Regions from separate parts of the Homo sapiens genome. Here regions 1 and 3 are each linked to region 2. The links are chromatin contacts, found by Hi-C or POLR2A ChIA-PET in ENCODE. All regions are on one chromosome and are shown on one strand. Each heading gives the region's core, a stretch centred on a gene start or an enhancer-like site at or near the end of the contact. The rest is flanking DNA. Distances are from core to core; before and after follow the strand shown. Region 1 overlaps GATAD2A (GATA zinc finger domain containing 2A). Region 2 overlaps PBX4 (PBX homeobox 4). Region 3 holds the start of GATAD2A (GATA zinc finger domain containing 2A).

Region 1 (3,210 bases), core at 238-2,737, 150 kb before region 2:
TAAAACCACCGTGTATGATGCCTGTTGGTCCCAGCACTTTGGGAGGCCAAGGCATGTGGATCTCTTGGGCCCAGGAATTTGAGACCACCCTAGGCAACATGGCGAGACCTCGTCTCTACAAAAAGTACAAAAATTAGCCAGGTGTGGTGGTGCGTGCCTTTAGTCCCAGCTACTCAGGAAGTTGAGGTGGGAGGATTGCTTGAGCCCTGGAGGTTGAGGCTGCAGTGAGTCATGATTGTGGCTCTGCACTCCAGCCTGGACAACAGAGTGAGACCTCGTCCCTTAAAAAAAAAAAAAAAAAAGCCACCATGGCAGTTTTGTTTTATTTGGATTTTAGGCAGTGTAGGGCCTGTGATAAGGCCTGGCTGAGGTGGGGCTCTGCTGGTAGTAACTCTTGTGATTCCAGCCCTCTGAGGCCACTTCCTCTTTCTGCCTTGGCTCCTCCTTGGTGAATTCTCCCTTATGTGTCCCACATTCTCATACTCCCAGGCATTGGATCTTTAGCTGGGAGATGGTTCTGAGTTCCCATGTGTACAGTGGGCTTGCTGCAGCCTCCTGCAGTTGTCCTGTAGGACTCGTGGTTGGTGGTGACATAGAGGCTGCCTACCCTGATGGCTGATGGCTGATGGCAGTGTGGTTGTTTGGGGTCTTGTTGTATAAAAGGAGCATGTTTACTGAAGGACCCAGTTCTGTGCTGTTGGGGTCACAGCAAACCTGCTTTTGCCTGTTAGTATTTTAGTAGCTCTAGAGGGGTTCATGGCTATTGGAATTAGTATTTTTGTTTTTGTTTTCTTTTCTCACCTCTTTAAAAAAGCATGTAAAATTCACATGGTAGAATATTCACCAGTTTTAACGTTTTTAAAGTGTGTTGTTTAGTGGCATTTAACCCATTCACAGTATTGTGCAACCATCACCTGTAATTCTAGAACATTTTCATCACCCCCACCCCAAAAGAAACCTTGTCCCCATTAGCAGTCACTGCCTTTTCCTTGACTCTGCTCTCCACCCTCCCAGCAGCCACTTATTCTACTTTCTGTCTCTGGGTTTGCCTCTTCTGGCATTTCATATAAATGGGATCATGCAATATGTGGCCTTTTTGTCTGACTTTTTTTCACTTAGCATGATGTTTTCAAAGTTCAGTCACATTGTGTCAGAGTTTCATTCCTTTTTATGGCCAAATAATATTCCATTGTCTAGATGGACCACATTTTGTTTATCCATTCATCCATTGATGGACATTTGGGTTGTTTTCTGCTTTTTGGCTATTGTGGATAATGTTGCTTTTAACATTCACCTGCACATTTTTTTTTGAATACCTATATTCAGCTCTCTTGGATATACCTACAAGTGGACTTGCAGGACACTCGGGAGCATGGTGATGCCGTGGGCTGGAGGCCCTGCCCAGGCTCATGTGGGAACTCTGCGTTTAACTTTTTGAGGAACTGGCAGACCGTTTTCCACATCACTCTACTGTTTTACTTTCCACTGTTTTCCACGTCACTCTACCGTTTTACTTTCCACCGTTTTCCATGTCACTCTTACCATTTTACTTTGCACTATGCAGTGTATGAGGGTCCCAATTTCTCTACATCCTTACCAATACTTAATTGGCTTTTTTGATTGTAGCCATCCTAGTGGGTGTGAAGCGGTTTCTCATGGTGGTTTTGATTTGCATTTCCCTCATGACTAATGACACTGAGACAGAGTCTTTTTCACATGCTCATTGGTGATTCGTCTCTCTTCTTTGGAGAAATGTCTGTTCAAGTCTTTTGGCTGTTTTTTAATTGGGTTGCTTGTCTTTTTGTTGCTGAGTTGTAAGGATCCTTCATATGTTCTGGACACTAGACCCTTATCAGGTGTATGATTTGCTATAATTTTTTCCCATTCTATGGGTGTTTTTTTTTTTATTCTATAATGCCCTTTGCACAAAAGATTTTAATTTTGATGCAGTCCAAATTATCTTTTTTCTTTTTTTGATATTGTGCTTATATGTAAGACTGTTTGCCAAACACCAAGTCATGACATTTTTCTCCTGTGTTTTTTCTTCTAAGAGTTTTATGGATTTAGCTCCTAATACTTGGGTCTTTCATCCATTTTGAGTTAATTTTCATATATGGGGTGATGTAAAGATTTTGTTTTGTTTTTATTTTTTTGTAGAGACAGTCTCACTATGTTGCCCAGGCCGATCTCAAACTCTTGGCCTCAAGCGATCCTCCCTCCTCGGTCTTCCAAAGTGTTGGGATTACAGGCGTGGGCCACTGCATAGTGCCTGGCCAGGTTTTGTTTGGTTTTGATCATTATCTTTTCTGTCAGGATGAAGACATTTTGGCATTAACCGGGAAGGAGGTTGAAGGGCAGTGGTAGTTGGGAGTTCTGAAAGTACTATTTCAAATCTGTTTAACAAATGCGTATACATTGCTTCTTCTGTGCAAAGCATTGTGCCTGCATGGGCCCTTGGATGGTAGTGCTAGAGAAATAGGTGTCCCTTGATATCCTGGGGGTGGAAGCCCACAAACAGAGAGGTGAATAAATAGCATGTCAAGTGGTGATGAGGCAGGAAAGGGGATAGAGACCCCCTGGGGGGCATGTGTGGAGGGGAAGCGTTTCTCACTTTGCATTATCAGCTGAGACCTGGGGGAGTGGAGATGCAAAGGCCCTGAGGTGGGAGTGAGCCAGGATGTCAGTGTGGCTCCAGCTGAGAGAACAGGAGAGGGGTTGGTTGGACTTGGGGGACGGGCACAGGGGTGGCTGGATTATGGTCAGGCCAGCAGGACCTTCTGGCCAGGGCTTTGCTTCCGTATTATTAAGTATCATGTTTTACCAAAGAAGCACTGATACAGACCCCCCACTCCCCCACTTCATGGCACAGCTGAGCTTAGCTGTTGCCCAGAGGTTGGTGTGGGTGTCTATACACAGACTCCTCCCACCCCTGAGGGGAAGAGTTCCATTTGCAAGGTAGAGGGTAGAAGTAGGATTTCTGTCCCAGCCCTTACAGCTGTGCAGGAACCTGCTGCAAGGATTGTTTGTGGGTAGACCCACGGGCTGGGGCTGCGTTGAGAGCAGATAGTTTGTTTCATCATAGAAGTAGGTTTCCCTGCTGGCTGTGATCCTCCCTGTGGCTCTGTGATGCTGCAGGATGCTTGTAGGGAGGAGCTTGAGGAAGGGCGCCTGGGCAGGGCCTCCAGCCCACAGCGTCACCACGTTGCTGGG
Region 2 (3,541 bases), core at 36-2,535:
TAATTCATAAGAATGTGTATGTGCACTAAGGCCTTAAGCTACAGGCACACTGTTTTAGATACGGCCCCTACCAAAGACCCTCAATCCTTGAGGTAAGCTTTATTGAGATATAATTCACATGCCATATAATTCATCTGCTTAAAGTGAATACTTCAGTGGTTTTTAGTTTATTTCCAAGGTTGTGCGACCACCACCACTAGCTAACATTCTCATCCTCCCTAAAGATACCCCGTCTCTATGAGCAGTCACTCTTTACGCCCCCTCCCTAGCCCCGGGACAACCACGAGTCTTCCTGTCTCTATGGATTTGCCTGATCTGGACTCTTCATATTGATGGAATCACACAGCATGTGATGTGACACTTCACATCTGGCTTCTCCTACCCAGCATCATGTTTTCAAGGTGCACCCATGTTGCAGCCTGTGCCAATACTTCATTCCTCTTTATGGCTGAATAATACTCCATTGCATGGATGGACCACGTTTTGTTTTGTTTTCTTTCTTTTTTTTTTTTTTTTGAGAGAGAGTCTTGCTCTGTCACCTAGGCTGGAGTACAGTGGCGTGATCTCCGCTCACTGCAACCTCCGCCTCCCAGGTGCAAGTGATTCTCGCGCCTCAGCCTCCCGATTAGCTGGGATTACAGGCATATGCCACCACGCCCAGCTAATTTTTATATTTTTAGTAGAGACGGGGTTTCACCATGTTGGCCAGGCTGGTCTCGAACCCCTGACCTCAAATGATCCCCCCACCTTGGCCTCCCAAAGTGCTGGAATTACAGGTGTGAGCCATGGCGCCTGGACACACATTTTGTTTTTCTAGTTATCATGGACATCAGGTTGTTTTCAGATTCCTTAATCTGTATATTTATATACAATGATCCACTTCTCTGTCCAACAGACACTTTGGCAATGATAGGATGTTCTAGACCTTTCTATTATAGGAGGCACCAGCCCTGTGTGGCTGCTGAGACTTGAAATGTGGCTGGTGTGGCTGAGGAATGCACTGGTTAATTGCATTTGGTTTTAATTAATTCAAATGTAAACAGCCCTGCGTTGAGTATCTGGAGCCACCCAGCTGATGAGACTCAGGGGCTCAATTTGTGAGTTACCCTGAGACTGAGGGGAGGAAAGGATACTCCAATCAACCTGGAGAATAAGTCCCCCAGCTGCCGGGGTCTACTCCCACAAGAACCCTAAAGAAATGTACATGGGACTCAGCCCCAGGGTACAGCTAATTAGAAAAAGGATCTCAGTTCCAGAGAGGTGACTCATAGGCCTCAGGGTGACTGCTAGGACCCAGGAAAGCCCCATGAGCACCATGACACCCCAGCTTCCTGGCTGAATTTACAGAACCCGATTCTGTAATTGCAACAGATCCGACCAGCTGACGAGGAAGGGAAAGAATGAGAATGGCTTATGCCTGCCAACTACTAGCAAGGCCAATCATTAGTCAGGAAGACAAAAAGGCATTCCCTGATGTTATGCATTATTTACATTTACTCCTCTGAATGGGGCTCTGTGCGTTCCTACAGCACAGCAAGGGTTCCTGCAGCACAACAGCCCTGGCTGAGAAACTTCTTGTTCCCCAGAGACACAGTCACAGGGTGGAGAAGGCAAAGCAGGCCCCTTCTCAAGAACGGCCCAGGATGGGATGGCCGAGTGGGTCTGCAAGGGGCCTCTGGGGCTCAGCACACCGCCTCGGAGCTGCCTACCCACTCGAGATCTGAGATCCGAAGCTTTTCACACAAGCTGTCACTCATGCTCATGTGGAGGTAAAGCCTGACACATTCCAACGTGCCAGGCTGTCCCTGCTCTGGTGCCAAACACCACTGTGTGAATTCAGGCCACGCCTCAGTCCTCACTGGGAACATCAATGTGACAAACCTTATTTTTTATTTTTATATTTTTTTAGAGGCAGAGTCTCACTTTGTCGCCCAAGCTGGGGTGCAGTGGTGTGATCTCAGCTCACTGCAAACCTCACATCCCAGGTTCAAGTGATTCTTCTGCCTCAGCCTCCCGTGTAGCTAGGATTATAGGCACCCGCCACCATGCCCAGCTAGTTTTTGTATTTTTAGTAGAGATGGGTGGGTGAGGGAGGTGGGGGGGTGGTTCACCATATTGGCCAGGCTGGTCTCGAACTCCTGACCTCAGGTGATCCGTCTGCCTCAGCCTCCCAAAGTGCTGGGATTATAGGCGTGAGCCACTGTACCTGGCCAACGTGACACATCTTAAATCCAACGCTTTCGAATTCTGCAACATACCTAGTCCCAGGGTCTCAGCAAAGGGACTGTGGCCCGTATCTGGTTCTCCCAGCTAAATTCAAAGCTCTGCAACTAATCAGGGTTTATTTTGTTCTCAGAACAGCTCCTCTAGACACCGAGGAGGACAGCTGTTTCTGGGAAGGAGGGTTTGGGAGGAAATGCATACGCTGAGGGTGTCCTTGGCCTTCAGAGACCACCGCAGGGCAGGAACACCCAGACACTGTGGTGTGGTGAAGCTGACCCCAGGAGACAAGCTTTGAGGGACCTGCCTGCATACCTCCGACAGGCCATTCCTGGGGTTCACCAGGGACTGCTGGCAGTGCATCCGGTGATGCCAGGTTTACATGGAGGACCACGTTCTTTTCAGGCTGCTGTGAGTGATAAGCCCTGTGTTCTAAGTCAGGCCCCCAGACACTGAATCTTCTGAACCTCATAAGGGGAACTGGATGAAAGGGATTTCAGTTAGTATGTATCAGTCACCAGAAACAGTTTTTCAATCAACAAAAACAGAAAGGCACCGGGACAGACCCTGAGAACATAGCGCATCCTAGACCCTGCGCTGGCCAGGAATGGTCATTGTTCAGATGACACAGGTGGGTGTGTGGGGCCCATGAGTGCCGGCCATGAGGGACAGGCCCTGGGTCCCTTTCATGAGTGAGGACAGTGTACGGGGTGGGGCGGCATGCAGCCTGGCTGTGGGTGACTGGTGTGCCCTGGGGAGGCCCCTGTCTCTTAGAGCTTCCCACTGCCCATCTGTAAAACGGGAGAAAAGGGTCTGCCCGAGGCTGTGCAGGGCTCTGGGGAACAACTCGAGGAAGCCCCGAGCTGCCTGCCCAGGCTCCATCAATACCCACCAGACTTAATCTTTGCCGTTGTTGTTGTTGTAGAGACAGGGTCTTACTGTGTTGCCCAGGTTGGTCTCATACTCTTGGGCTCAAGCGATTCCAAAGTACTGGGATTATAAGTGTGAGCCACCATGTCCTGCCCCACCAGGCTTTAAATGCTCTGTGGAAGTTTGGTCTTTACCATAAGGCCTGCTGCAGACTTCAGCCAGAGGGAAATGTGAGAACTGTGGGTTAAATCGAGAAGCACGCCAGGACCCCGGCTCATGGGATTGCCCTTCAAGAGGCGGCCCGTGGGTACCACAGGGTGCAGGATCAGGACCATGAACAGTTTCCTCTGGGCTGAGACTTGGCCATTCCTAGTCACGGGATGAGGACAGATGGAGCAGAATCGAAATCCTGTTTACTTTCCTGCCACTGGCTGGTTTGTCTCCGAGACTA
Region 3 (3,339 bases), core at 317-2,816, 190 kb before region 2:
AGATTTTGGGGGGCAGGGCGGTGTGTTTGGGGAGGTGTGAGGTGGCGGGGTGGAATAAACTACAAAAAGTTGACAATTGTATGTAGAACTCAACACAGAATTAGGAGCTTTTTTGAACTCTGTTTAAGGGGACATACAGCAGAAAAACAATTTTTTTTTTTTTTAGAAAAACAATTTTGTAAAATTTGTTCTACATGAAGTGTTTTTCAGGTTTGCGGTTGAGACCCAATTATTCTTGGGCGTTACATTGATTTTCTTTTCAAATGAAGTAGAATAGAAATAACAGTACAGGCTGGGTGCAGTGGCTTATGCCTGTAATCCCAGCATTTTGGGAGGCCGATGCGAACAGATCACGACATCAGGAGATGGAGACCATCCTGGCCAAGATGGTGAAACCCCGTCTCTACTAAAATACAAAAAAAAAATTGCCGGGTGTGATGGAACGCGCCTGTAATCCCAGCTACTGGGGAGGCTGAGGCAGGGGAATCCGTGAACCTGGGAAGTGGAGGTTGCAGTGAGCCGAGATAGCGCCACTGCACCACTCCAGCCTGGCGACAGAGCAAGACTCTGTCTCCAAAAAAAAGAAAAAAGAAAACAGTACGTTGCATGTGGTAAATTTATGTTTGGTGAAACTTTTGTTTCAGTTGTACATATAGATTTATTAGGGTATGCGATAAAGCATGTCACCACCACTCTTCAGGAGTCTAGGTGTCTCATCAGGAATCGTTTGTTTTAAAACAACATGAAAAGAGGCGGTTTTGGGGATTCCTCAGAACCTGATTTTGGTATTGAGAGCCTTCTTGTGGTAGATTTTCCATGAACTTGATATTTTCCCTATTGAAATTGTATTTCGCTTTATGTAGTTTAACATCTCCAAAGTCCATTCTCTTTCAGGCTTTCATTCTGTCTCCTGTGTTTCCTCCTTGTTACTGGAGAGGGAGGGGTGCAGATTTGCTTTCTTGAGGGGTTTTCACCTTCTCCCTGAGGCACGAGGGCAGATTGGGAGGTAACTGGAGAGGGAGAGCAGTCGTCCCCAAGTGTCTTGAGGTGGGTGGGTCTGGAGCTTTCTTTGTAGAATTCTGTTCACTGCACTGGAGAAGTGATCGTTCAGCCGATCCACACCCCGCCCTCCCCACAGACACCGGGGCCGAAGTTCCCAGAGAAGAGCTTCCGCGTGACGACCCCGCGGGGGTGACATTCTAACCCGCGTTTCAGAGGCAACCCTGAGTTGCTTGAGGTCGCCCAGCTCAGCTGGCGCGAGGTCAGCAGTGAGCGCGTCGTGAGTCAGCCTTGGGTGCGGCCCGCCCGGCTTTGCCGCCGGTGAGTTGGCCACGACCCTTCGGCCTGCGGAGGGCGCTGGGACTCGGCGGGGAGGGAGCCAGCCGGAGCCCGCGTGGGAAACCAGCGCGCCCAACGAGGTGTCGCGTGGGAGCGCGCCGGAGAGGGGCGGTGCTTCCGGGGCGGTACCGTCCGGCCCCGCCCCCTCAACTCAGGGGCCCGCCTTCTACGCCTGGAACCCCGCCCACGAGCTCCTCCCTTCTCGTCAGGCCCCGCCCCTCGGTCGCCACGCCCCGCCCAGCCGGGCGCGGGCGGGCGGCGTCGCCTTTAAGAGCTCCCCGGTGTTTTGGGGGCCGCGGGCCGGGCGCGCTGACCTGGTGCGCATGTCCCGGGCGGTGACGCCGGCGCCGGGCTCCATGTGTGCGGCCGAGGGGCGCATTATCTGGCCGGCGGCGCGGGCGGGCGGGCGGACCGGCGCAGCGAGCGCCGCGGGCCCGGGCGGCCCCACAGGCGGAACGAGCGCGCGCGGCCCGGCGTCCCCGGCCCCTCCGCCGCCCGGCCCCGCGGGCGACCCCGGACCAGCAGCCCCCGTAACCTGCGCGCTGCCCTAGGGCCCGGCCGACCCGCGGCCCGGTAAGTTCTGGACCAAACTTGGCGGGGGGCGGGGGCTGGGGACGCACGGCTGAGACTGGAGCGGCGCGGGCCGCGCAGGGTCGGGGCCTCGGGGGGCTCTGAAGGACCCCTGCATGAGCGTGGAAAAGTGAGAGCGAGCGAGTTCTACTCCTTGTATTCTGGGAGCGTCTTCTTGCGCTGCCCTGGAAAGTTCCTTGCCCCGAGGCGGCCCGGGCACGTGGGGGCCGGGCGGGGGTCCCGGAAAGTCGCGGCGTCGCCCCGCTTCCGTCCTGCGCTTCCTGCGGGGTCGGGGGAAGGGCTGGGCCGCGAGGCGCCTCTTCCGAGTGGTCGGGACGGGTGGAGGCGGCGGGAAGACGGCACGTGGGCGCGCGGGGCGGGGGTCCCGCTCAGGGGCGGGGGTCCGGGGCGGGTTGGGCAGCAACGCTGAACCCCGCGGCGGCGGCGGCGGCGGCGGCGGCGGATCCCGTGTCAGAATAAGAGTCCCCGCGCGCCCACGCCTGGAGGGCCGGCCCTCCCCCAGCTCGCGCCCTTCCTGCCTAACCCCCGGGAGCCGCGGGACCCTTTCCCCTCTCTGATCTCCGGCCTTTCTCAAGGCCCGACACTTTAAATTTGCCTCCCCATCTAGGCGGTGGCTCCATTGATTTCTTTTTTCCCACCTAGAGTGGGTCGGCATCAGTGACTAGACAGCAGCAGCTGGCCTTTTAAAGGGATTATTGCCAAGAATCGGAATTGATCACTTCAACAAGGAAAGGCTTATGGGCAGGGCCCAGGCTGAGAGCCTGACGGACACTTGGATTGTGCGCACACTGGGACCCAGAAATGAATGGTGACCCCTCCCTTAGGAAGTGAATGACAACCCTTAGGTGCGTGTTTCTGCCCTGAGAATTTTGCACAGGGCAAAATTTTGTAGGTCTGACTTAACGTCTTTAGGTGTATAGTTCATCCTTATCTTAAGAGCTGTGGATTCTTTAGATCAAAGTCCGAGTGAGTCACTTGAGCCTTTAATTTTCTTTCTTCCTACCAGTTTACTTCTTTCAGTTTTCTTGGAGTACATAGTGCTGGTTACATCTCTGGTTCTGTGTGCCCATTCACACAGTGACACCTCCTGGCTGTGGCAGCACAGAAACTGAGAGCCCTCTGTGCGGGTGTCTCAGTCTTGGACTGTAGTCCTGTTGACTGACTTAACTCTTCTGGTAGTCGTTACAAGTTTTCTTTTAAACTAGATTACATGAAATAATGTTTGTTGGCACCAGTTTGTTAACATATGCTAAGCAGTAGTTTGTCAGACCTGACCACAAGCTGTGGAGGGCTGATAGCTCATACTAGCCCTCGGGTTTGAGTGCCTACTGTGTGCTAAGCTCCCCTGCACAGACATATTCAGTGCCTATAACAATCCCGTGGGGAGTAGGGAAGTATTATCTGCGCTTT

The links. A loop is a pair of places that touch in the nucleus more often than their neighbours do. ChIA-PET counts read pairs that join two places held with the same protein, here RNA polymerase II (POLR2A). Pooled maps may share reads with other maps.
Region 1: a pooled map shows a loop between it and region 2 (2.9-fold over the local background). The contact joins two enhancer-like sites. A Hi-C loop is called at or near these places in 9 of 50 pooled maps. POLR2A ChIA-PET finds 5 or more read pairs at or near these places in 2 of 52 experiments (GM12878 and activated B cell).
Region 3: a loop to region 2 is called in a pooled map, with 2.3 times the contacts of the local background. The contact joins the promoter of GATAD2A here to the enhancer-like site in region 2. A Hi-C loop is called at or near these places in 1 of 168 maps with a recorded cell type or tissue (naive thymus-derived CD4-positive, alpha-beta T cell) and 8 of 50 pooled maps. POLR2A ChIA-PET finds 5 or more read pairs at or near these places in 3 of 52 experiments (Panc1, T-cell and WTC11).

Annotation. Positions count from the first base shown.
Region 1 is chr19:19,444,589-19,447,798 of GRCh38, forward strand. All of the region lies in intron 1 of GATAD2A (GATA zinc finger domain containing 2A), which reads left to right. Among named protein-coding and RNA genes, the nearest start is that of MIR640, 11 kb to the left of the region's middle. RefSeq lists an enhancer at 1,413-1,532. Within about 2 kb of position 1,488, at least 8 of the 41 ENCODE cell types and tissues checked have a DNase peak (open chromatin) inside an H3K27ac peak, as active enhancers do; they include GM12878, where a contact is called at or near this core.
Region 2 is chr19:19,589,971-19,593,511 of GRCh38, forward strand. All of the region lies in intron 2 of PBX4 (PBX homeobox 4), which reads right to left. Among named protein-coding and RNA genes, the nearest start is that of PBX4, 27 kb to the right of the region's middle. RefSeq lists enhancers at 1,163-1,322, 1,483-1,532, 2,646-3,270. Within about 2 kb of position 1,286, at least 16 of the 41 ENCODE cell types and tissues checked have a DNase peak (open chromatin) inside an H3K27ac peak, as active enhancers do; they include GM12878 and Panc1, where a contact is called at or near this core.
Region 3 is chr19:19,404,109-19,407,447 of GRCh38, forward strand. It overlaps GATAD2A (GATA zinc finger domain containing 2A), which reads left to right and starts at 1,567. Exons shown (of 12, transcript NM_001384528.1): 1 at 1,567-1,911. RefSeq lists enhancers at 723-1,631, 1,069-1,128, 1,632-2,538 and silencers at 1,249-1,798, 2,359-2,438.